Regions from separate parts of the Homo sapiens genome. Here region 1 is linked to region 2. The links are chromatin loops, found by intact Hi-C in ENCODE. Cell type or tissue: HepG2. All regions are shown on one strand. Each heading gives the region's core, and the rest is flanking DNA. Links, peaks and the distances in the headings are about the cores only.

The links. Peaks named below come from ENCODE experiments on the same cell type or tissue, not always from the same donor. Only the 100,000 strongest peaks of a DNase experiment are listed, where the experiment ranks them.
Region 1: a loop joins it to region 2, with 5 times the contacts of the local background. A loop is called at or near these places in 1 of 110 quality-filtered maps.

Annotation. Positions count from the first base shown.
Region 1 is chr5:30,614,210-30,626,021 of GRCh38, reverse strand. No RefSeq gene overlaps it. Among named protein-coding and RNA genes, the nearest start is that of CDH6, 570 kb to the left of the region's middle. In HepG2, for the core only: a CTCF peak has its summit at 5,344; a DNase peak (open chromatin) is centred at 5,341.
Region 2 is chr5:30,498,211-30,510,022 of GRCh38, reverse strand. No RefSeq gene overlaps it. Among named protein-coding and RNA genes, the nearest start is that of CDH6, 690 kb to the left of the region's middle. In HepG2, for the core only: no CTCF peak of the experiment used is centred there; DNase peaks (open chromatin) are centred at 4,262 and 4,822; H3K4me3 peaks cover 433 bases.

The sequences.
Region 1 (11,812 bases), core at 2,836-7,835, 120 kb before region 2:
TGTGCATGTATTACTTTAATAAAAATAATCTATGAAATTTACAATAACATTTAGCAAATAGATTAGAATATGGAATATTTCTCAAAACACTTCAGAAAGATATAAGAAGTCTTGAGGTCTTTTTCTTTTAGAGATTGCAATTGTTTTGTGCTGTCTTTTTAGTATTTCAAATTTAGTAAAGCTTATTATACTATGAATTTTGAAAGTAGACATATTCCCTAGTTATTTTTGCGTGCTCAGACTTTTGCAAGAACTTTCCATAGAGCAGATGCTCAAATGTAGGTGTCTCAGTGATTGGCTTTCTGTGAGGAGAGCAGCAGGACCTAGACCAAACCCCCGGCATTTTTGTAACAAATAAACTACAATACTGTTAGTTGGCAGTAGTAATATACTATAAGTTGAAAATACCAAAAAAATCAGACACTCAAGTGTAGACACTTTCCAAAGAACAGGCCCTCAAATGTTGCTAATACATCAAGAAAACATGATCCATTGAGATCATATTAATATTCTTTAAAAAATCTATTTACCTAAATTAATAATAAAATAATAGGGACTATCTTTCTAAAGTGTGCACAAGATTTTCCTTTTGAAGTTCTTTCTTTAAACCATACACACTAAACACATATATGAACACCCAAATATATATTATGTATGAATATGGATATCAATCATGTGCTATTTTTCTGTGTATTAATGTCAGCCGTAGATCAATTTTGAAAAAAATTTCAGAAGAAAGGTAACTGAGCTTCCTACAAAAACATATTTGAAATTTTGTAGACTCTCATTCATGCACAGGAAATATATTGTCTGACGTTTACTTAAATTAATTATTAACATTGATCTCTCATTCAAGATAGAGACAGATGAATGGATCAATAGTGATTCCAATCAAGAATTCTTAAATGCAGCCTGGATTCTCCCAAAAAACTGGTTCTTATCATTATTTTTTGCATGCTTACTTACACATATCAATGAGCATAAGTGTATCCTTATTTCTTTTAGTTTGTTCTTTTTTGGGAATGCTTGTATTATTCACTATTAATGATGATCGCTTATCTTCTTTTGAACCCTGAAGAGTAATAATCATGGGTTTCATGTACTTTTGTCTCTATATCGTCTAATATTAGAGGTCGGAGTTTTGCCAAATTCTAAGCCATCCTTTATTAAGATGTTAAGCAGACTTGCCTAAGTGAGATGAATCATAGATAGTTTTGTCTTTTAAAATACATACTTCATTTGCTCAGCATCTCATGACAGGATATTTTTTAACCATGGTGAGATAGTGAAGATAGTAGCAAGAACATACTGTCAGGATTTAAAGGAAAAATCATTTTCTCACTAAGCCATCCAATCTAGAACAGTCTTGTTCGATGGGACGTGCATGCAAATCAGGTCACTTACTATTAACTTTTATATTTCCTGAGGACTGCTTGTTTGACTCCTAATTTGTATTCCTGCAAGGCTATGACTTTCTGAAGGAAATTCTGCCTCTTGTTAGATGAGAAGATTGACGTAGCGAAATAGTTTGCAATAAGAAAGAAGTCACCCTTTGCTCTGAACACAAATTAACCTTCAGCATAATTTCTAAGCTCAGCAAAACTTGTATACATTGTTAAAAAGTATGTGTACAGGTGAAATGCCATAATTTTTAATTCTGTCTGGTCCTGGAGACAATCACCGTGAAAAATGAGTAAAAAGCCTGTTCTGGAAGAAATTTTTAGTTTCTCTAGATGCAGGAATGAATATGTGAAGTGTCTGAACACATGTTTAGATTAAGATTATTCTCATTTCTTCAGAACTTAATAAGAGAACTAAATAATCCAGAACATAATATCAACTTTTGCTTTCAACTCCTAGACCTGTTGAAGAAGTGTGAAAACTAGTTAAACAATTCTCAATTTCTATTCAATAAACAAACTTAAATAGAATTCAAATATCCACACATGTACTCTTACTTAGAAAAAATATTCACATTTACTCTTACATAGACTAAATTGGCTCTTAGAAGAAAAAATGTCCAATAGAAACTTTTATTATAATATAGAAAGCACATGCAATTTTCTCAAATGTGGGTGTCACGTAAGCAAACATAAAATATGAGAGTAATTGCAAATGGGAAGAAAAATAATACGTATCAAGAAACCTATACTTTAATCTTTAAGAAAAAAGCTACTGCATTTCCATCATAAATAAATAAATATATATACACAGTATATATATATGTAGAATTTAAAAATCTGAGTTAATGCTTAATTAAGCTAACTAATCAGTTTGTTTCTTAAAACATTCTTATCAGTTGATATGTTTTTATCCATGGATGTGTCAATGATTTGGCTTATTAAAAATGGTCAGTTTTTGTAGTTAGGATTTTCTTTCTTTTTTTTAATTATTATTATACTTTAAGTTCTGGGATACATATGCAGAACGTGCAGGATTGTTACATAGGAATACACATGCCATGGTGGTTTGCTGCACCTATCAACCCGTCATCTACATTAGGTATTTCTCCTAATGCTATCCCTCCCCTGGCACCACAACCCCTGACAGGCCACAGAGTGTGATGTTCCTCTCCCTGTGTCCATGTGTTCTCATTGTTCAACTCCCACATATGAGTGAGAACATGCAGTGTTTGATTTTCTATTCCTGTGTCAGTTTGCTGAAAATGATGGTTTCCAGCTTAATCCATGTCCCTGCAAAGGACATGAACTCATCGTTTTTTATGGCTGCATGGTATTCCATGGTGTATATGTGCCACATTTTCTTTACCCAGTCTATCATTGATGGGCCTTTGGGTTGGTTCCAAGTCTTTGCTATTGTGAACAGTGCAGCAATAAACATACATGTGCATGTGTCTTTATAGTAGAATAATTTATAATTTATAATTGCTGGATCAAAAGATATTTCTGGTTCTAGATCCTTGAGGAATCGCCACCCCATCTTCCACAATGGTTGAACTAATTTGCACTCCCACCAATAGTGTAAAAGCATTCCTATTTCTCCACATCCTCTCCAGCATCTATTGTTTCCTGACTTTTTAATGATAGCCATTCTAACTGGTGTGAGATGGTATCTCACTGTTGTTTTGATTTGCATTTCTCTAATGACCAGTGAGGCTAAGCTTTTTTTCATATGTTTCTTGGCCACATAAATGTCTTTTTTTGAGAAGTGTCTGTTCATACCCTTTGCCTAGTTTTTGATGGGTTTTTTTTCTTGTAAATTTGTTTAAGTTCCTTACAGATTCTGGATATTAGCTCTTTGTCAGATGGATAGATTGCAAAAATTTTCTCCCATTCTACAGGTTGCCTGTTTACTCTGATGATAGTTTCTTTTGCTGTGTAGAAGCTCTTTAGTTTGATTAGAACCCATTTGTCAATTTTGGCTTTTATTGTCTTTGCTTTTGGTGTTTTAGTCATGAACATTCTATGCTCATGGACAGGAAGAATCAATATTGTGAAAATGGCCATACTGTCCAAAGTAGTTTATAGTGATATCCCTATCAAGCTACCATTGACTTTCTTCACAGAATTAGAAAAAAAACTACTTTAAATTTCATATGGAACCAAAAAAGCACCCACATAGCCAAGATAATCCTAAGCAAAAAGAACAAAGCTGGAGGCATCATGCTACGTGACTTCAAACTATACTACAAGGCCGCGGTAACCGAAACAGCATGATACTGGTACCAAAACAGATATATAGACCAATGGAACAGAACAGAGGCCTCAGAAATAATGCCATGTATCTACAACCATCTGATCTTTTACAAACCTGACAAAAACAAGCAAAGGGGAAAGGATTCCCTATTTAATAAATGGTGTTGCAAAAACTGGCTAGCCACATGCAGAAAACTGAAGCTGGACCCCTTCCTTATAGCTTATACAAAAATTAACTCAAGATGGATTAAAGACTTAAATGTAAGACCTAAAACCATAAAAATCCTAGAAGAAAACCTAAGCAACACCATTCAGGACATAGGCATGGGCAAAAACTTGTAGTTAGGATTTTCTATATATAGAGAAAAAATACAGTAGTTGGTAGAATAGTCAGAGTCTTTTAATGTAAAAGCACGGAACCTAGCCATTTCTAAAATATGAATAGATGAAATATTCAAAAAAAGTGAATAGATGGAAAATTAATAGAACCTCAATTCAAGGAATTTTAAAATTTAAGGTAAATTGCCAATTATCTAGTTCTATTTCCTTTTACTATCTATTTTCTATAATTTCATATATAAAATCATAGTATATTCTCTTTGAATCTGGTTTTTTTCACTCAGCATAATATTTTTAGATGCATTCATTATTTTGCATGCATTAGTCATGTTCATTTTTATTGTTGAGTAGTATTTTATATCATGGTTAGACTGTGTTATATTTGTCCATTTAATCATTTATGAACATTTTAATTGTTTCAAATGTTTGAGAACTATGACTATAACTGTCTTGAACATTAGGGTACACATGTGTCTGTGTGTATATGTTTTCCTTTATCTTGTGTAAATATATAAAGGTGGAATAACTGGGTTGTATGGTAAGTATACATTTAACTGTTTAAAAAATTGCTTAACTGTTATCTAAGGTGATTTTGCCATTTTACATTTTAACCAGAAATGTACAAGAGGTATTGTTGCTTCACATCCTTGGAAAAAGTTGAAGTTGCTACTAAAATTTTACAAATTTTAGCCATTAAAGCATGTGTGTAATGATGCATAATTTTACATTTAGTTTGCATTTATTTGATGAGGAGTGATACAATTTTTTATTGGTCATCTGTATATTTTACCCTGAAAAGTATCCATTTAAATATTTTGAGCCAGGGTTTTCATCTTGTAACTGTTAGTAGATGATCCTTTAGTGTCCAATTTAAGAAATCTCTTTCTGGATATAAGCAACATGGTAGACTAAGAAGCTATAAGCCCTCCTTTCCTCACAGAGACACTGAGTAAAAGAACATGTGGACCAGAGCACCTCTATGAAAACTCAAGAGACCAGCTGAGAATCAATAACATCCAAGCTATTATAAAACCAAGACAGGATTTCAGCAAAAAGAATAGAAAACACATAGCATTTGGTGAGCTCATTTGAGCCCCTCTCCCTATTCAGCATAGCATGATGCAATTGATAGGAAGCCTTTCATACTGGGAATCCTCTCTTGGGATGAAAACAGAGGAATGGACACACAGTCAACATTCTGGGCTGGTCTGAGGGCTGCTGAAGGGATTAGTTGCTGCCTGTCTGATTCAGAGCGTTAATTGAACCTGCACCAGAGTTTAGAAGCTCCTGAAAACAGACAAGCAATACACTACAGGTATAATTCCACAGGCAGTCATGAGAGGGAGCAACAGATCAGAAAAGGTATGAAATGTCCTAGAATCTTCAGCAAGGGTGATTGGTGAAGCTCTTCCCTTGCATGAAACCAGAAAGCAAAGCCTAGGAGCGATGGTTGTTTTTACACATGCCCAATCCCAGTAAAATATAAAAACATGGCATACAAAGGGGCAAAGTAATAAGTCTCAATAAAAGAAATAAAAAAAAACTTCAGAGACTTACTCTAAAGAAATTCAGACCTATGAGCTGTCTGACAAAGAATTTAAAACAACTGTTATAAAGATGCCAAATGAGCTAAAAGAGAACCCAAATAGACAACTAAACAAAACCAGAAAAATTATCCATAAACAAAATGAGAATATAAGAAAGAGACAAAAACTATAAAAAAGTAACAAATAGAAATTCTGAAGCTGAATAATGCAACAACTAAACTGAAAAATTTCTTAGAGAGGTTCAACAGCAGACTTCATTAGGCAGATAAAAGAATCAGTGAGCTTGAAGACAGTTAAAGTCAGAGGAGCAAGAAAAATGAAGGAAATCAGAGCTTAATGGACTAATGGGGCACTGTCAAGGAGAACAATGTAAGCATATAAATCACATAAAGAGAAGAGAAACAGAAAGGAACAGAGAAGTTATTTGAAGAAATCATGGCTGAAAATTATAAAATCTGAGGAAAAAAATAGACATGCAGATTCAAGAAGCTCACATAATTTAAATTATAATAAATCAAAAGAGAAACATGCCAAGACAGGTAATCAAACTGTTTAAAGTCAGAGACAAAGACAGAATCTTGAATGTTGCAAAAAGAAAACAATTCACATTCAAGGGAGCTCCAAAAAATTATCAGCAGATTTCTTAGCAGAAATTTGCAGGATGGTAGAGGGATGATATATTCAAAGTACGGAAGAAAAAATGTAAATCAAAAATATTGCATGTAGCAAAACTGTGTTTCAAAAATGAAGGAGAAAGTGGCTAGGTGAAGTGGCTCACACCTGTAATCCCAGCACTTTAGGAGGCTGAGGCAGGCAGATCCCCTGAGGTCAAGAGTTCAAGACCAGCCTGGCCAACATGGTGAAACCCAGTCTCTACTAAAACTACAAATATTAGCTGAACATGGTGGCACATGCCTGTAAGCCCAGCTACTCAGGAGGCTGAGGCAGGAGAATCACTTGAAGCTGGGAGGTGGAGATTGCAGTGAGCCAAAATCGTGCTGCTGTACTTCAGCCTGGCAACAGAGCAAGACTCTCTCCTCCATGCCCTCCCCCACAAAAAAAGGAGGAATGAATGGCTTCCCAGATAAATAATAGCTGAGGTTGCCACTAGGCCTGCTGTACAAGAAATGCTAGAGTCCTTCAAATTTAGACAAAAAGATGATAGACAGCAATAGGAACCTGTATGAATATATAAGTTTCTCCAGTGAAGGTAAATGTATGGTCAAATATAGTAACCTGTACTATTGTAATTTAGTGAATAGAATTTAAATGATAAAAAAAATTTTAAATTTACATCTATGTTCATGGATATATAATATATAAAGATGTAATTTTGACATTGATAACATAAAGTGTTTGTGTGTGGAGTAGCTGGAGCTGTGAAGGTGTAGGTTTATTCCTAGAATTCAAAGATGGCTCAACAATTGGGGTAATACAGCACATTAGCAGAATGGAGAAAAAATTCACATGATCATCTCAACTGATGCAGAAAAAACATTTGACAAGATTTAACAACATTTTATAAAATCTTTCAACCTAATTAAGAATACAAGGAAAGTACCTCAACATAATAAATGCCATTTCTGAAAAGCTCACAGCTAACATCACAGTGAACGAAGAAAGTCTGAAAGCTTTTTCCTATGTTCCGGAACAAGTCAAGGATCCTGGCTCTTACCATTTCTTTTCAACATAATGCTAGAGACTCTGGCCAGAAATATTAAGCAATAAAAAGAAATACAAGATATTCAAATTGGAAAAAAGAAGTTAAATTATCTGTTTTCATAGATGATATAGACTTATATGTAGAAAGTTCTAAAGACTGAAAAAAAAACCTGTTAGGACTAATAAATTAACTCAGTAAAGTTTCAGGATGCAAAATCAACATGGAAATCGTTTTCTTTTTATACACTAAAATGAACTTTCCAAAAATGTAATTAAGAAAGCAATTTAATGTGCAATAGGATCATAAATCATAAAATACTTAGGAATAAAAATCTAACCAAGGAGGTATAAGTCATGTATGTTAAAATTATAAAATATTTTTGAAATAAATTAAAGAAAACAAATAAATGAAAAGCATTTTATGTTTATGGATTAAAAAAACTTAATATTCTTTAGTTGTCCATACTACAAAAAGAGATGTACAGATTCACTACAATCCTTTTCAAAATCACAATGTCATATTTGCCACATAAAGAAAACATACTGAAAATTTAAAAGGAGTCTCTAGGAACCCCAAAATACCAAAACATTTGAAAAAGAACAAAACTGAAAAGTTCACATTTCCTAATTTCAAAACATATTACAGAGCTGCAGTAATAAAACAGTGTAACACAAGCATAAAGACAGATAAATAGAACAATGAAATATAATGGAGAGTTCAGGAATAAATCCTCAAATATATGGTCAAATAACCTTCAACAAAAAAATCTTAAGACCACTCCTAAAAGAAAGGGCAGGCTCCTTAACAAATGGTGTGAGGAAAACTGAATATTAACTATAAAACAATAAAGCTGGACTCTTATTTAACAACATATAAAACCTAACTAAAAATGGATTAAAGACTGCAACGTGAAACCTAAAACTACAAAACTCCTAGAAGGAAACAGAAAATCTTTATGACATTGAATTGGCAATGTTTTCTGGATGTGACACCAAAAGCACAGGCAATAAAACCAGCAATAGACAAAGTGAGACTACAACAAGCTTTAAAAAATGTGTACATCAAAGGACACAGTCAACAGAGTGAAAAGGCAAAATATGGAATAAACTAAGGCATTTTAGAAGTTACATATCTGATAAAGGGTTAATTTCTATAACGTATAAATAACTCTTACAACTCAACAAAAAATTGAATAACCTGGGAGTGTAAATTAGTTCAATCATTGTGGAAAACAGTGTGGAGATTCCTCAAGGATCTAGAACCAGAAATATCACTTGACCCAGCAATCCCATTACTGGATATATAACCAAAAGATTATAAATCATTCTACTATAAAGATACATGCACATATGTTTATTGCAGCACTTTTTACTACAGCAAAGGCTTGGAACCAACCCAAATGCCCATCAATGATAAACTGGATAAAGAAAATGTGCCACATATACACCATGGAATACCATGCAACCATAAAAAAGAATGAGTTCATGTCCTTTGCAAGAACATGGATGAAGCTGGAAACCATCATTCTCAGCAAACTAACAGGAATAGAAAACCAAACGCTCCATGTTCTCACACATAAGTGGGAGTTGAACAATGAGAACACATGGACACAGGGAGGGGAACAACACATACTGGGGACTGTGAGGGGTGGGGGGAAGGGGAGGGAGAGCATTAGGACAAATACCTAGTGCATTTGGGGCTTGAAACCTAGATGACAGGTTGATAGGTGCAGCAAACCACCATGGCACATGTATATCTATGTAACAAACCTGTACATTCTGCACATGTATCTCAGAACATAAAGTAAAATAAAATTTTTTTTAAATGGGTAAAGTGCTTGAATAGGCATTTCTACAAAGATGATGTACAAATGGCCAACAAGCATAAGAAAAGATGCACAACATCACTAATCATCAAGGAAATGCAAATGAAAAGTACAAAGGGATATCACCTCACATCCTTTAAGAATGGCCATTATCAGAAAATTCTTGAACAAAGTGTTCATAAGAATGTGGAGGAAATTGGGGCCTTTGTGCATTGCTGGTGGGATTCTAAATAATGCAAATACTATGAAACACAGTCTACCACTTCCTAAAATTAAAAAAAAATAGACCTACCATATGATCTGGTTTGGATCTGTGTCCCCACCCAAATCTCATGTTGAATTGTAATCACCAATGTTGGAAGTGGGGCCTGATAGAAGGTGATTGGATCATAGGGGCAGTTTCTCATGGTTTAACACCATCCCCCTTGGTTTTGTCATGGCAAGAGTGAGTTATTGCACGATCTGTTTGTTTAAAAGTGTGTAGCACCTCCCCACTCTCTCTCTTCCTTCTGCTCTGGCCACGTGAAGATGTGCCATCTTTCCCATCCCATTCATCTTCTGCCATGATTGTTAGTTGCCTGAGGCCTCCCTAGCCATGCTTCCTGTACAGCCTTCAGAACAGTGAGCCAATTAAACCTCTTTTCTTTATAAATTACTCAGTCTCAGATATTACTTTATAGCAGTGTGAGAAGGAACGAATACACCATATGATTCAGCAGTCACACTTCTGAGTGTATATACGCTAAAGCAGCAGTCCCCAACCTTTGTGGAACCAGGGACCAGTTTCATGGAAGACAATTTTTCCACGGATGGAGGGGGGATGGTTGAGGGAAACTATTCCACCTCAGATCATCAGGCATTAGTTAGACTCTCATAAAGAGGGTGCAACCTAGATCCTTTGCATGCACAATTCACAATGGGATTCATGCTCCTAGTAGAATCTAATGCTGCCATTGCTCTGACAGGAGGAGGAGCTCAGATAGTCATGCTCATTCACCCACCACTCACTTCCTGTTGTGTGGCCCAGTTCCTAATCGGCCACACACTGGTACCAGTCCATTGCCCCAAGGTTGGAGACCCCTGTGGGAACCCCTGCCCTAAAGAATTTAAGGCAAGATCCCAAAGACATATTTGCATACCCAGGGTCATAGAAGCACTATTCACAATAGACAAGAAATGGAAGTATTCTAAATATCCATCAGTTAATCAATAAAGAAAATGTGATATATGCATACAGTGGACTATTATTCAGCCTTAAAAAGGAAGAAAATTCTATCACATGCCACAATGTGGATGAACCTTGAGGACATTATGCTAAATGAAATAAATCATTCACAAGGAAACAAATATGCATAATTCCACTTATATAAAGTATCTAATGTAGTCAAATTCATAGAAATAGAAAGAACAATGGTGGGTGGCCATGGTGGCTCAAGGTCTATAATCCCAGCACTTTGGGAGGCCAAGGCGGGCAGATCACCTGAGGTCAGGAGTTCAAGACCAGCCTGGTCCAACATGGTGAAACCCCCATCTACTAAAAATACAAAAATTAGCTGGATGTGGTGGTGGGAGCCTGCAATCCCAGCTACTCAGGAGGCTGAGGCAGGAGAATCACTTGAACCCATGAGGCGGAGTTTGCAGTGAGCCAAGATCATTCCACTGCACTCCAGCCTGAGTGACAGAGCAAGACTCCATTTGAAACAACAACAACAAAACATACAAAAGAAACAAAACAATGGTGGATACCAGGGGCTGGGAGGATGAGGAAAAAGGGGAATTGTTTAATGGATATAGAATTTCAGATTTGCAAGATAAAAATGTTCTGGAAATCTGTGTCAATACAATGTGAATATAATTAATGCCACTGAACTGTATGATTAAAAATGATTAACATGGTACATTTTATGTTATGTATTTTTTACCACATAGAGAAAAACATATCAAGAAAAATATTTTTCTAACCCAAAGTTGCAAAACTTTTCTTGATATTTTTCTTTTAAAAGGAATGTTTAGCTTTTATGGCATGATAAATTCTAGGTTATTCTTTGTGTATAATATGAACAATTGGCTAAGGTCATTTTTATAAATGGAAATCCATCTTTTCCTGCATCATTTGTTGAAAAATGATCCTTCTTCAATTTTGTAAACTTTACACCTTTGGTGAAAATTGACTGACCACATACGTGAATCTATTTCAAAACTCCCTATCCTGTTTCATTCATCTATGTGTCTTTCTATTCATGAATACCACATTATTTTTTTACTGTGGCTTTACTGTAAGTCCTGTATCCCAACGATTTTATTTTTAGCCACTATTTTGGCTATTCTATTATATTTGAATTTCCATATAAATTTTAGAATCAGCTCGTCAATTTTTAGAAAAATTTACCATGAAATTTGCTATTGGGACTCAATGGCTTGATAACTTGATTTGACAAGAAGCGACTGTTTCGAATCATCATGTTACATTTCACTGTTTATTTGGATCTTGATCAGTTTCTCTTAATGTTTAACAGCTTCAAGTGTATACAGTTATAGCTCTTATTTTTTGTTTCCATTTTCAAAGTTTTATTGCTAGTACGTAAAACTAAAAGTGTTTTTAATATATTAACTTTTTATTATGAGAACTTACTACACTCACTTATTTGTATAAACACATTTTTAGATTTTCAAGTTTGGGTATCAGTATAATTAATAATTTAGACACTTCGTATGAATTGGTATATTCTCTTCGATTTTCTAAATGTGAGATTTGTTATTACTAACAATGTTTTACAGATTT
Region 2 (11,812 bases), core at 2,763-7,762:
AAATTAGCCAGGCTTGGTGGCACATACCTGTAATCCCAGCTACTTGGGAGACTGAGGCAGGAGAATTGATTGAACCTGGGAGGTGGAGGCTGCAGTGAGCCGAGATCCTGCCATTGCACTCCAGCCGGGGCAACAAGAGTGAAACTCTGTCTCAAAAAAAAGAAAAATCTTTACCACTTATTCTTACAATTTCAGTCTCATATCCCTCTGTAAATATCTTATTTCTTCTTCTTTTCTCTAACTGTTGCAGTTCATTCTAAATCTCTTTTATCAGACCATTCCTCATCAGAAATAGCTTTGGTGGTTTCCTATTGTCTATGGGATGAACGTCAGATTATGCCTTTGGGATAATCTCCATCATAAGGTCACTCATAATTAGATTTTGCCTGCTTTTGCAAAGTTATCTATACATACTGCAAAGTATTCCCTCAAGAATTCCATTTAGATAATGCCGTTTAAATGGTGTGTATGTGTATGTGTATATATCGTTTTCTCAACTAATTTTATTTCTGCCCCATTTTCCATTCTTTGAGTGTCCTTCTCTTCCGAGCTCATTATTACACATCTGTCAAGTTCAATCCAAATGCCACTTTCTTTTTAATTATTTCCTATTTATGTATCACTTGATGTAAGTATTTTATCAAACTCTTCTATAGTACTATTGTGTGTGTGTGTGTGTGTGTAAACAGAATATTGATGTGTCGAAGTCTCACCTCTTCATTTCAATTGTAAACATTAGAAATGGGAAGCAATATTGTAGACTTCCTTGTGTTACCAGCATCACTTAGTCTGATATTTTGAATTTCTTAATATAATATGAGTCAAGGGAATATTTGTTTATTCTTTAGCCCTGATTCTAACCTCCCATAACATTCTACTCTGTTAGAACCCAGAAGATAAGTGTACACATAGCATTCGTTGTTTGGGTTGCAAATGAAAGCAGATATTTTATTCAGCATTAGTATTTTTAAATTCATTTACTGATTTTGATGCCTATGTCATCTTTGAACATTTTGAGAGCTTGTCAGCTCTCCCAATTTCTTCCATTAAAATGCCACCAAACCTTTAATGCATATATCCTTCAATTTGAATGCACAAATGCTTATTTTAACCTTCTCTTTGCCATTTCAAATCCAAGATTTTTATATACAATTTAAATGGGGTATTTTGATAAATGACTTATTATAACTTGTTTATTGGTTAAACTACATAGAAAGTCCATATATTTCCACTATATCTCTATAACAGATTGGTGCTTTAAAGAACCAAAATCCCAGTAAAAGCAAACAAAAACAACACCAACGATTTGTTTTGTATCATTTATTTTCAATGTGCTTTAATTGCACTGGAACTTTAATCGAGCTGTAATTGCACTTTATTGCACGTATTTGTATGAATTAAAAAATACTTGAAGCTGAAATGTGGTGGATGAAACAATTTCGTGCATATCGTGAAACAGTTACCATAAAGAAAAGTTTTATCATTGCTTTTTATAGTATCACTATCATGCACTTTAAAAGTTAAGTTTGCAATCCAATCACATTTTATTCATCTGTGCTTTTCATTTTGTTTATCCTCTCTCTCACCCCAGAACTCCTTATTCAATCCCAGCTCTTCTCTATGCTATTCTGTTCTGGGAGTTTGAACCTTAGAGATTCTGTCAGCTCCTTGTCCTCTGATTTTCCGTCGTGTTCAGCCAATGGGAGGTATGTGATGGAGATGACAGCTAGGAGGAAAGACTGGTCTGGGTGTTAATACTTACTGCTCTCTTATTCTGTGAGTGGTTCTCTTCCTCCGTGCCTTCAGCTCCTATTGGCTGTTCGCTTCCATAGATCTCTCTCTGGCTGGGCAATCATAAACACTGCACTCTCTTTTAGCCCTTTCAGCTCAGGGAGCTATTGGCTTTCTGCTGTTGCTATTTCCTTGCTGTTTCTCTAGCTTTTCTTGGTGTCCTTAACTTCATCCTCACCTCCATGTATAGACACCCCCTATGAAATTTGTTTCAGTTAAACACTTTGAAGACCATTTGTTTCATGCTGGGCCTTTAACTCGTATATCATCCATGTGAATTTATAAATCAGTTTCTTTTATGTATCTTTAATATACAATATGTGATATGAATGATGATCAACTGGGAAACAAATGAACTGTTTACTAAATACAGTATGTGAGATTAGTTCCCAGACTCAACCCTCACATCTTGACTCTACAAATGCCAAGAAAATGTAATGTTTGCAAAAATGTTGAGTTCAAATTCTTAGGTAAGATGAAAATCTCTCCTATTATTAATTTATATCAATATATATGACTTTGTTGACGTGGGCTGGCATTCAACTTTATTTTTAACACTGAGACAGTCTACCAGTAAAGTTAGTTACTGCCATATACTTAGGTGAGAAAAGGTGCTACTACTGAGATAAGGTTAACTGAATATGGGCTTTCAGTTTAAATATTCTCATTTTCATAGCTCTCTATCTATTACATTTTGTTATGATCAATCTAAAATTTATCTAAGAATATTATTTATTTATTTATTTTTCTTTTTCAAAATGTTACCTCTTTCTAAGCTTGGTATGAGCATGCATAATGACCAGATTTCTTAAGGTCCTACAATTCTTGTTTGTTTCTTCCACATTTATGTAATTAATGGGCCATCAGGTACTCCCTGTAAGGTTTTAGTAGATGTAGCATTATTTTCCCAGGTCCAATATTTGCAAAGCAATAAGCAGTTTATTGGCAATTTCTAACAAGAAACAATTCCTAAAATGTTTATATATTTGGTTCATGGCGATAGTTGAGATCTGTTTGGTATGCACAGCCATTAATATTTTCATAGCCAGGCACGAATAACAACTGTTGAAAAGAGTCTGCCAAAACAGGTTATGTTTTAGCTTAAGAAATGAGACTTATAACTGAGACAGCAAATGGCCTTCAATTAATGTTGAAGTATTTAATTTACATTTTTGTCGTATTTATTATAACCTGTGAACTATAATAATGATGACTGATGCTTTATTGAAGTCTACCCTGTGTCAGATGTTTATTAAGTGTTGTTTACATCACCCTGTTTAAATCTACTATTTTAGCATATATACTAATGAAATCCCCAATTTTAGGAAAAGAAATCAAAAGATTAGAGTAGTTCAGTAGTTCAGTAACATGCCCAAAATCATACAGCTGGTAAATGGTGGAGAAATATTTCAAATTAAGCCTGTGATAACCCAGAATGTCATAGGTTCTCATAAGCACTTACTTAGACCTTTCCATATGCTGGTAAGTTAAGTTGTGGCATAATCATAAAAATATTAACATAATAATTTGGAGCGCATTTGACCAGAATCAAGGTAGTTAGGTAAGTATTAAATATATTAGACACATAATTTATTTTTATTCCATGTCAGACAAATAGAAATAAAAGAATAAGAGAACATCCTAATTGAAAAATAATCAGTATTCTTTCTAGCTGTGTCAATTTTTCATTACTATTCAAATATTCTTTTTCAAATTGTAATATATAGGTCATAGATAGCATTTGCTATTTCTATAGAACTGCAAGTTGCTGCCTCACTTTTTTCTCCTCTAGCTGTTTCATTTCTGGAATAAAGGTCTTTTGCAATATCAAGATCATCTCATATTCATTAGAAAAAACATGTGATATTGTAAATGTCATTTATGTCAGCAGCAAGTTATTTTTTTTTCTATTTGCGCTTATGTAGGGCTTTAATTTATCATGTCATCTACCATCTGGTTCTCAGGATAGATTTTTATTACATTTTAATAAAGAGCATATTGAAGAAAGTAATTTTTGTTGCTTAGTAAAGTATGCAAGCATTTACTTTTTTTTTCCTGGTAACCTTTCATTGATAATTATTTGTCATTTAAACTTTTGGTTAGCCTATTTTATGTTACATAGAAAACCCATGTGAAGGTCTTTGAAGTATGTTTAGAGTCATATAAGAGACCATATCAGATACAAAACATCTACTAGATAAAAGTTATTTATTTAATATTTCAAATTTATTTTATTTTTATCTTTATGAATCTTGGAATAATTAAATATGTTTGGAGGGAGAAAGATGTAGTGAGTACATCCTAGCACATTTTCCTTAGATATTTAAGAATTTTTTTCAAAGTTTTTTTCAGCCAAAGCATAATAGTCCTAAAAGAGAAGGCCTTTTCCAAATCCATTACTTATTGTTCCCCTAATGAGAATAATCAATATTGACTCACCCCAAAGGAATCAGGATTAGATCATCTCTTTGACATTGGAATTTCCTGTAAACAGTAACTCCATTGTGAACAATCTATGGATGGATTCACAATTCTAAAGTAGGAGTTTAGTCACTGAAGACCAGCCATATTTTATTTTAATGCATCTTCTTCTATTATATATTATTGGCTTATGAAAAAGCGTGTGTCAGGGTCTTTTTTGTACCTAGAAAATATTCATTATAGCATTTCTGGACCCTAATGCAATGTCATCTTTTCTACACAGATGAAATGTCTGGTATCTCTATATTCTGAACTTCAGTCTTCCCCAACTGTGAGGACAAAACAATTATCTAGTTAAGGAAAAACACCAACAAAAGAAATATGAGCAACATTCAGAGGCTGCCTTGGCTTTATTTTTATTTTTCTAAAGGTAAAGAAACCAAAAAGAGAGCTCAATCTCTGGAACTTCTGATACATTTTTCATACACTTCTTATTTGCTTTCAGTTCTGGAATACCGTGAGACAGTCAGATAGACATTGGTGAACCTTTGATCTCACTCTATTTAATTAGGGAAACCAACAGGATCTTTTATGTTTAGAGGCCAGCGATGTGTAAAAAGCCATGTATAATGTGAAGCCTGACAAATTGTGGTGAGTATTTTTGGACAGCAGACTTAGCAGTCCCTTTGTTGTCTGTGCACTGTCAGCTTTTGACTCAAAGAGAATGGATTAACATAAAAAGAGAATCCTCCATCATTCCCCGGGCATGCCTGGAAAGCATGAATCTGCCTCTTTTGATTTTTTTTTTTTCAGAGCTAGGTCAGGTACAATATAAAATCATCTACAATTTATAGCTTTCAACTTCTTTTTTAAATGGCTTTAGATAGGCAGCTACTCAATGCCTCAGTTTTTCCTGAGATAAAACAATATCTATCCCCTCTGTATCTTATAGTAGTCTTCCAAGGATTAATTCATTAGTGAATTTCAATTACTTTCTGTTCCTCAATTACATTATCACATATTACAATATATTAGATTTAACTTATACATAACCTCCAGGGGAGACATGAAAACCACTCTTTTTAGGAAATTTCAATACAAGGTATAACTTTAAAGTAATGAGTTTGACTTTTTTCAGGTAAAGAGAAGTGTACGTGATATTTACTTTTATGGTACCTGAAAACTGCAGGCAGTACAGCTGTTTCAGCCCCTCGTAATCACTGTTGAAAGATTCAGGATCTGAGCTCATATGGTCCTTGAAGTCAGGCAGCTTTATGGCTTGGTCAAGCTGAGATTTTATAATCTTTGTCCTTGCAAGCTACCCTGTTCTCTGGTCTGCTCTCCCGGGGACACTTCCCATAACACCCCAGGATGTTCTGCTCAATCCCTCCGTTATTGCCAAGGAGTAAATGCTGTCTCCAAAACACTGACAGGACCTAGCGGCCTCATTCCCTGGAATGGCCTGGAGACTCCCTTTAATCTTTCAATGGACACAATGCTTAAAGTTCAGATTTTTTAATAATACTTTCAAAAACTCCACTTGCAATAGAGTCAAAAATCCCACCTCTGTCTTCAATCTAGGTAACTTCACTATCATGCAGATGACTCTTCCCCAACCATAGTTTTTATCTGTGATTTATTTCAGCACCCTGTGCTGTGAATGCATATGATCCTTGCAGAAGTAAGGGAAAAAAAGCTTGATATTGATCTTGACTACATGTCACTTCTTTTGTACTCTTCTCTCCCTCGGTTTCCAAACCTAATCGAAGAGAAGCAAAATAGGTGAAGACTCCTTTTGTTACAACGCATTAGAATTTCATGTTATCCAACCTTGGCTCAGCTTTCCATGATGTGTGCAAACTGCCAGCACTTTCTCAGGAATTTCTACACATTTGCTTTCTTGACAAACCCTATCCTCCAGCCACACCATCCTTGCATAGCTAGAATTTCTTACTACATTTACATTGTTTCTCCTTTTTCACTATTATTATATCCCCAATTTATTTTCTGTAATATTATTTGTGATACCCTCTTCATCCCCAACTTCTGTTGCCTTTCTCCATTAAGTATTCTTGGCTTCTTTTATACTTTTACATTTTTAAAAATAATTGTCTCTGCTTACATTTTGCCCAAATTGATGTTATTTAGTTCAAGTCAATGTGTATTTTTCAACACTCAGTGCAAGAAAATAAATTTCTTATGTATCATAGGATATACAAGTAACTCAGAGTATTAAAAAGTCTTTTGTGGATCTGGCTTACACATTAAACAGGACTTACTTCCTTTCTACATCTCTGAATATCTTGAAATACTAACGGTATATTTTGTATTTCTCCTAAAACACTTATTATTCTTTGGCTTTAGGCCCTATCACAAAGTGGAACTATACTGAAGGTCAATAATGACCTTCCTTGTACAATACTTTAAGCTCTCTCTTTGAATAATATTGTTTTAAATTATCTCTCTACTGCATGTGACACTATAGGAGAAAGGTTATATTTAGCACGACAGTTGACCCTTGAACAACCTGGGTTTGAACTGTGTGGATTCACTTATACACAGATTTTCTTCTGCCACTGCCACCCTTGAGACAACAAGACAATTCCTCCTCTTCCTCCTCCTGAGCCTATTCAACAGGAAGATGATGAGGCTGAAAACTTTTATGATGATCCATTTCCACTTAATTCACGGTAAATATATTTTTCTTTCCTTATGATTTTTGTAAAAACATTTTCTCTCTCTAGTTTGCTCTATTGCAAGAATGCAGTATATAATACACATAGCATAGAAAATCTGTGTTAATCAACTATTTATGTTATTTGTAAGGCTTCTGGTGAACAGTGAAATATTACTAGATAAGTTTTTAGGGAGTCAACTGTTACACGTGGATTTTTTTACTGTGTAGGGAGTGGTACTCATAACCACCTAACCCTCTATCCCCCACGTTGTTCAAGGGTCAATTGTTCTTTTTTTTTTCTGAAAGGGTACACATTCTTACCTTTTTTTTTTTTTTTTTTTTTTGACACAGGGTCTCACTCTGTGCCCAGGTTGGAGTGCAGTGGCATGATCATAGTTCACTGCAACCTAGACTTACTGGGCTCAAGTGATCCTCCCATCTCAGCTTCTCCTTTATCTGGGGCTACAGGTGCACATCACTTTACCTAGCTAATTTTTTCATTTATTGCAGAGATGGGGTCTTGCTTATTGTGTTGGCTGATCTTGAACTCCTAGACTCAAACAATCCTCCCACCTCAGCCTCCCAAACTGCTAGGATTACAGGCTTGAGTCACAGATGCCTGGCCAGGTGCACATTCTTGAATCTGCTATTATTGCACTGACCATTCCCTCTCAGCTTTTCTGTGGTTTTCTTATTGCACAATCTCTTCCACTGGCATATTTTTTTCTAGGACACTTGTCTGTGTTACTGATTCCTTCCTCTCATTCTAAGTGTTTTCTCCAGATTTTATCAATGTCCTCATGAGGCTTTGTTTAGAGGCTTTATATATGTTTCCTTGGACTATCTTCCCAATTTGGATTATATCCCAGTGTTTGTGATTTGCAGTGTGGCTTTTCATAGGGCATTTCCAAAGAGTCTGCCTTAATCTACCAGTCACTGAGCTCCTGCTCCAACTTGAGCTCATTATTTTCACAGAAATATCCTTCACCCATATTCAGTGCTGCATTAGTGGTATTATTCCAACCTATCTAGTAGAAATCATTTGCCCCTTGCAGCAAACACGATTCATCTACTACAAAGATCTGGTATGCTCACACTCAAAATTGTTTCATTAAAAAAAATAAAATAATCGATTAGATCAAAGTCACATAATTTTTAAGCTAAGAGATTTGATCATTAATGTCCCCATTGTTTAGTTGAGAACACTGTTGCTTCTGGAGGGGGGAAAGCATGTCTCTGTGTTAGTGACTAAATAAGGTTTAAACCAAGTTTCGCTTTCTCCCAATCTGATAAATCTATTGTTTTTTCTACTGTCATAGTTTATTACTTCATTCTTATCTTCCTAGAGATCATCTAATAGATCCTTTCGTCCACCCTCTTTGTTTGGTTTATCAAACATTTATTTGATACCTCTTAAATGTCCTAATTAATATATTCTTACTACACTGCTTATCTCATAATATTTCTACTTGTTAAACAAAAATAATGACTCCACAGCTTTTTAAATACAGCCTGAATTCCTTAGAGAGATGATCTATGACCTGGTCCCAAGTCTTCTTTTCAGTTTAATTTGCTGCTACTGTTCTCAGGAGCTCTACACAACAACCTCATAAAAATATGCTCTTTAATGAGATCATATGCTCCTCAGGGTCTAATGTGCATCTTCCAATTCGGCAAAACAGTTTACATTCTTTCATTAAAGTGAAGTGTGGACACAATTATAGCAACGTGGATAAAATATCATGCTTTTTCCAGTTTATCTAGAAACTGTTTTCAGAACACAGTTCTGGGTTTGAATTCTGACCCTGACACCAATATTGTGACCTTAAACAAGTACTGTAACAATGCTGACTGAGCTTTTAACCAGTGGTAAATGACATTACTGCTATTTACTTTTCCAGACCAGTGCGAAGATTAACCAAGATGAAGCATGTAAAAACCTAGCTTTGCTATTGTTACTAGGAAAAGAATTGGTACTATGAGGGAAAAAAGAAGAGGAGTAGAGGACAAGGAGGATATTGTATATTATACTGTTATCAAGAGGTCCTGTATATTAGTATACAGTATATTAGTATACAGGACCTCTTGCCCTATTTTGAATTCGTTTTCTTACTCCTAGTATATTGTTTCTAACCTACTAACATACTTTTGTAGATTTTGTTTGGCAGAGTATATGTCTCACACCTGTTTTATTATCAGTGACTTAAATCCAGGGAGAAAATTTCATTTAAATTTGAATCTTCTTCAACACCTAATACCTCATCCTGTACCCAGTAGGCTGTCAATAAATACTGAAATAATTAATGCTGGGTGGCTCAGAGGCCTGCAGCTGTTTTAAGAGAAGGGCCATGACACAGGATAAGGCTCTCAGCCTATGCAGTCAGAACGCTTTCTCTTCTACCTCACAGCCTCTGGTGCTAGATATTAGAGGAAGCAAAATCAAGCTGACCATAGAACAAGGGGCGGTTGGCACAGTCTCTTGATTTGTGGTTGTTAGGCAACACTTTTCTTAGATTTGTTAACTGAATGAAGATAAAAATATTGAATTCTGCTAGTTAAATCCAAATAGACTAATGCTTTAAGCACAAATATAAAAAATTAAAGACTCTAAATGTATTAATTTGAGTACATAAGATTGTTTTTGCAAGAATTAACAATTATTGACAGTTCAGGAAGTGGATTGTGTTTATTCATGTATATATACCTGACTTTGATGCATATATAATATGCATTTAAATATATGAAAGTAGCATTTTGTCTTGGAATTCATATCCTTATGCTTTTATTTAATGAAATTGGGTTTTTAGAAAATATCTCTGAGATTTAGACACAAATCCCACTTTTTATATCTTCAACATTGATTATGCCTAAAATGTGACTCATAATTTTCAAAAATTATATTGTGTAGGTTTTGTCACATATAGTCTCTTCAACTTGAGTATATGTATTGCAAGTTTTCAAATATAAAAGGTCATAGTTTCAAGAAAAATTGTTCCTCAGTAAAAATGCTTTGAGTGGCAAATAAGAGATGCATGGGAAAGCAACATATTTGCTGAGTGAATTATTAGAGATCTGTATAGATTAACTTCATATTTAGTAAGATGGATTTACTCAACATCTTGCTTTTACAGAACGGAAAAAAAAATGGAATTCCTTTCCAAGATGAACGAATAGGAACAGCTCTGGTCTGAAGCTCCCAGCGTGATCAACACAGCAGAAGGGTGATTTCTGCATTTCCAACTGAGATACCTGGTTCATCTCATTGGGACTGGTTGGACAGTGGGTGCAGCCCACAGAGGGTGAACCAAAACAGAGTGGGGTGTTGCCACACCCAGGAAGTGCAAGGGGTTGGGGGATTTCCCTTTCCCAGCTAAGGAAAGCTGTGACAGACTGTACCTGGAAAATCAGTACACTTCTGCCCAAATACTGCACTTTTCCCATCGTCTTAGCAACTGGCAGACTAGGAGTTTCTCTCCCATGCCTGGCTCGGCGGGTCTGATGCTCACAGAGCCTTGCCCAGTGCTAGCACAGAAGTCTGAGATTGACCTGCAAGGCTGCAGTCTAGCTGGGGGAGGGGCATCTGCCATTGCTGAGGCTTGGGTAGGTAAACAAAGTAGCCAGGAAGCTCGAACTGGGCAGAGCCCACCACACCTCAGCAAGGACTACTGCCTCTATAGACTCCACCTCTGTGGACAGGGCATAGCTTAAAAGACAGCAGACAACTTCTACAGACTTAAATGTCCCTGTCTGACAGCTCAGATGAGCAGTGGTTTTTCCAGCATAGCATTTGAGCTCTGAGAACAGACAGACTGCTTCCTCAAGTGGATCCCTGACCCCTGTGTAGCCTAACTGGGAGATGCCTCCCAGTAGGAGCCGACAGACACCTCATACAGGTGGGTACTCCTCTGGGATGAACCTTCCAGAGGAAAGATCAGGCAGAAATATTTGCTGTTCTGCAGTATTTGCTGTTCTGTAGCCTCTGCTGGTGATAGCCAGGCAAACAGGTTCTGGAGTGTACCTCCAGCAAACTCCAACAGACCTGCAGCTGAGGGACCTGTTAGAAGGAAAACTAACAAACAGAAAGGAATAGCACCAACATCAACACAAAAGACATCCACATCAAAACCTCATCTGTAGGTCATCAACATCAAAGACCAAAGGTAGATAAAACCACAAAGATGGGGAGAAACCAGAGCAAAAAATCTGAAAATTCTAAAAACCAGAGCACCTCTTCTCCTCCAAAGGATCATAGCTCCTTGCCAACAACAGAACAAAGCTGGATGGAGAATGACTTTCACGAGTTGACAGAAGTAGGCTTCAGAAGGTCAGTAATAACAAACTTCTCCGAGCTAAAGGAGCATGTTCTAACCCATCACAAGGAAGCTAAAAACCTTGAAAAAAGGTTAGATGAATGGTTAACTAGAATAAACAGTGCAGAGAAGACCTTAAGTGACCTGATGGAGCTGAAAACCATGGCACGAGAACTTCATGACACATGCAAAAGCTTCAATAGCTGATTCAATCAAATAGAAGAAAGGATATCAGTGATTGAAGATTAAATTAATGAAATAAAGTGAGAAGACAAGATTAGAGAAAAAAGAGAAAAAGTAATGAACAAAGCCTCCAAGAAATATGGGACTATGTGAAAAGACCAAATATATGTTTGACTGGTGTACCTGAAAGTGATGGGGAGAATGGAACCAAGTTGGAAAACACTCTTCAGGGTATTATCCAGAAAAACTTCCCCAACCTAGCAAGGCAGGCCAACATTCAAATTCAGGAAATACAGAGAACACCATAAAGACACTCCTCGAGAACAGCAACTCCAAGACACATAATTGTCAGATTCACCAAGGTTGAAAAGAAGGAAAAAATGTTAAGGGCAGCCAGAGAGAAAGGTTGGGTTACCCACAAAGGGAAGTC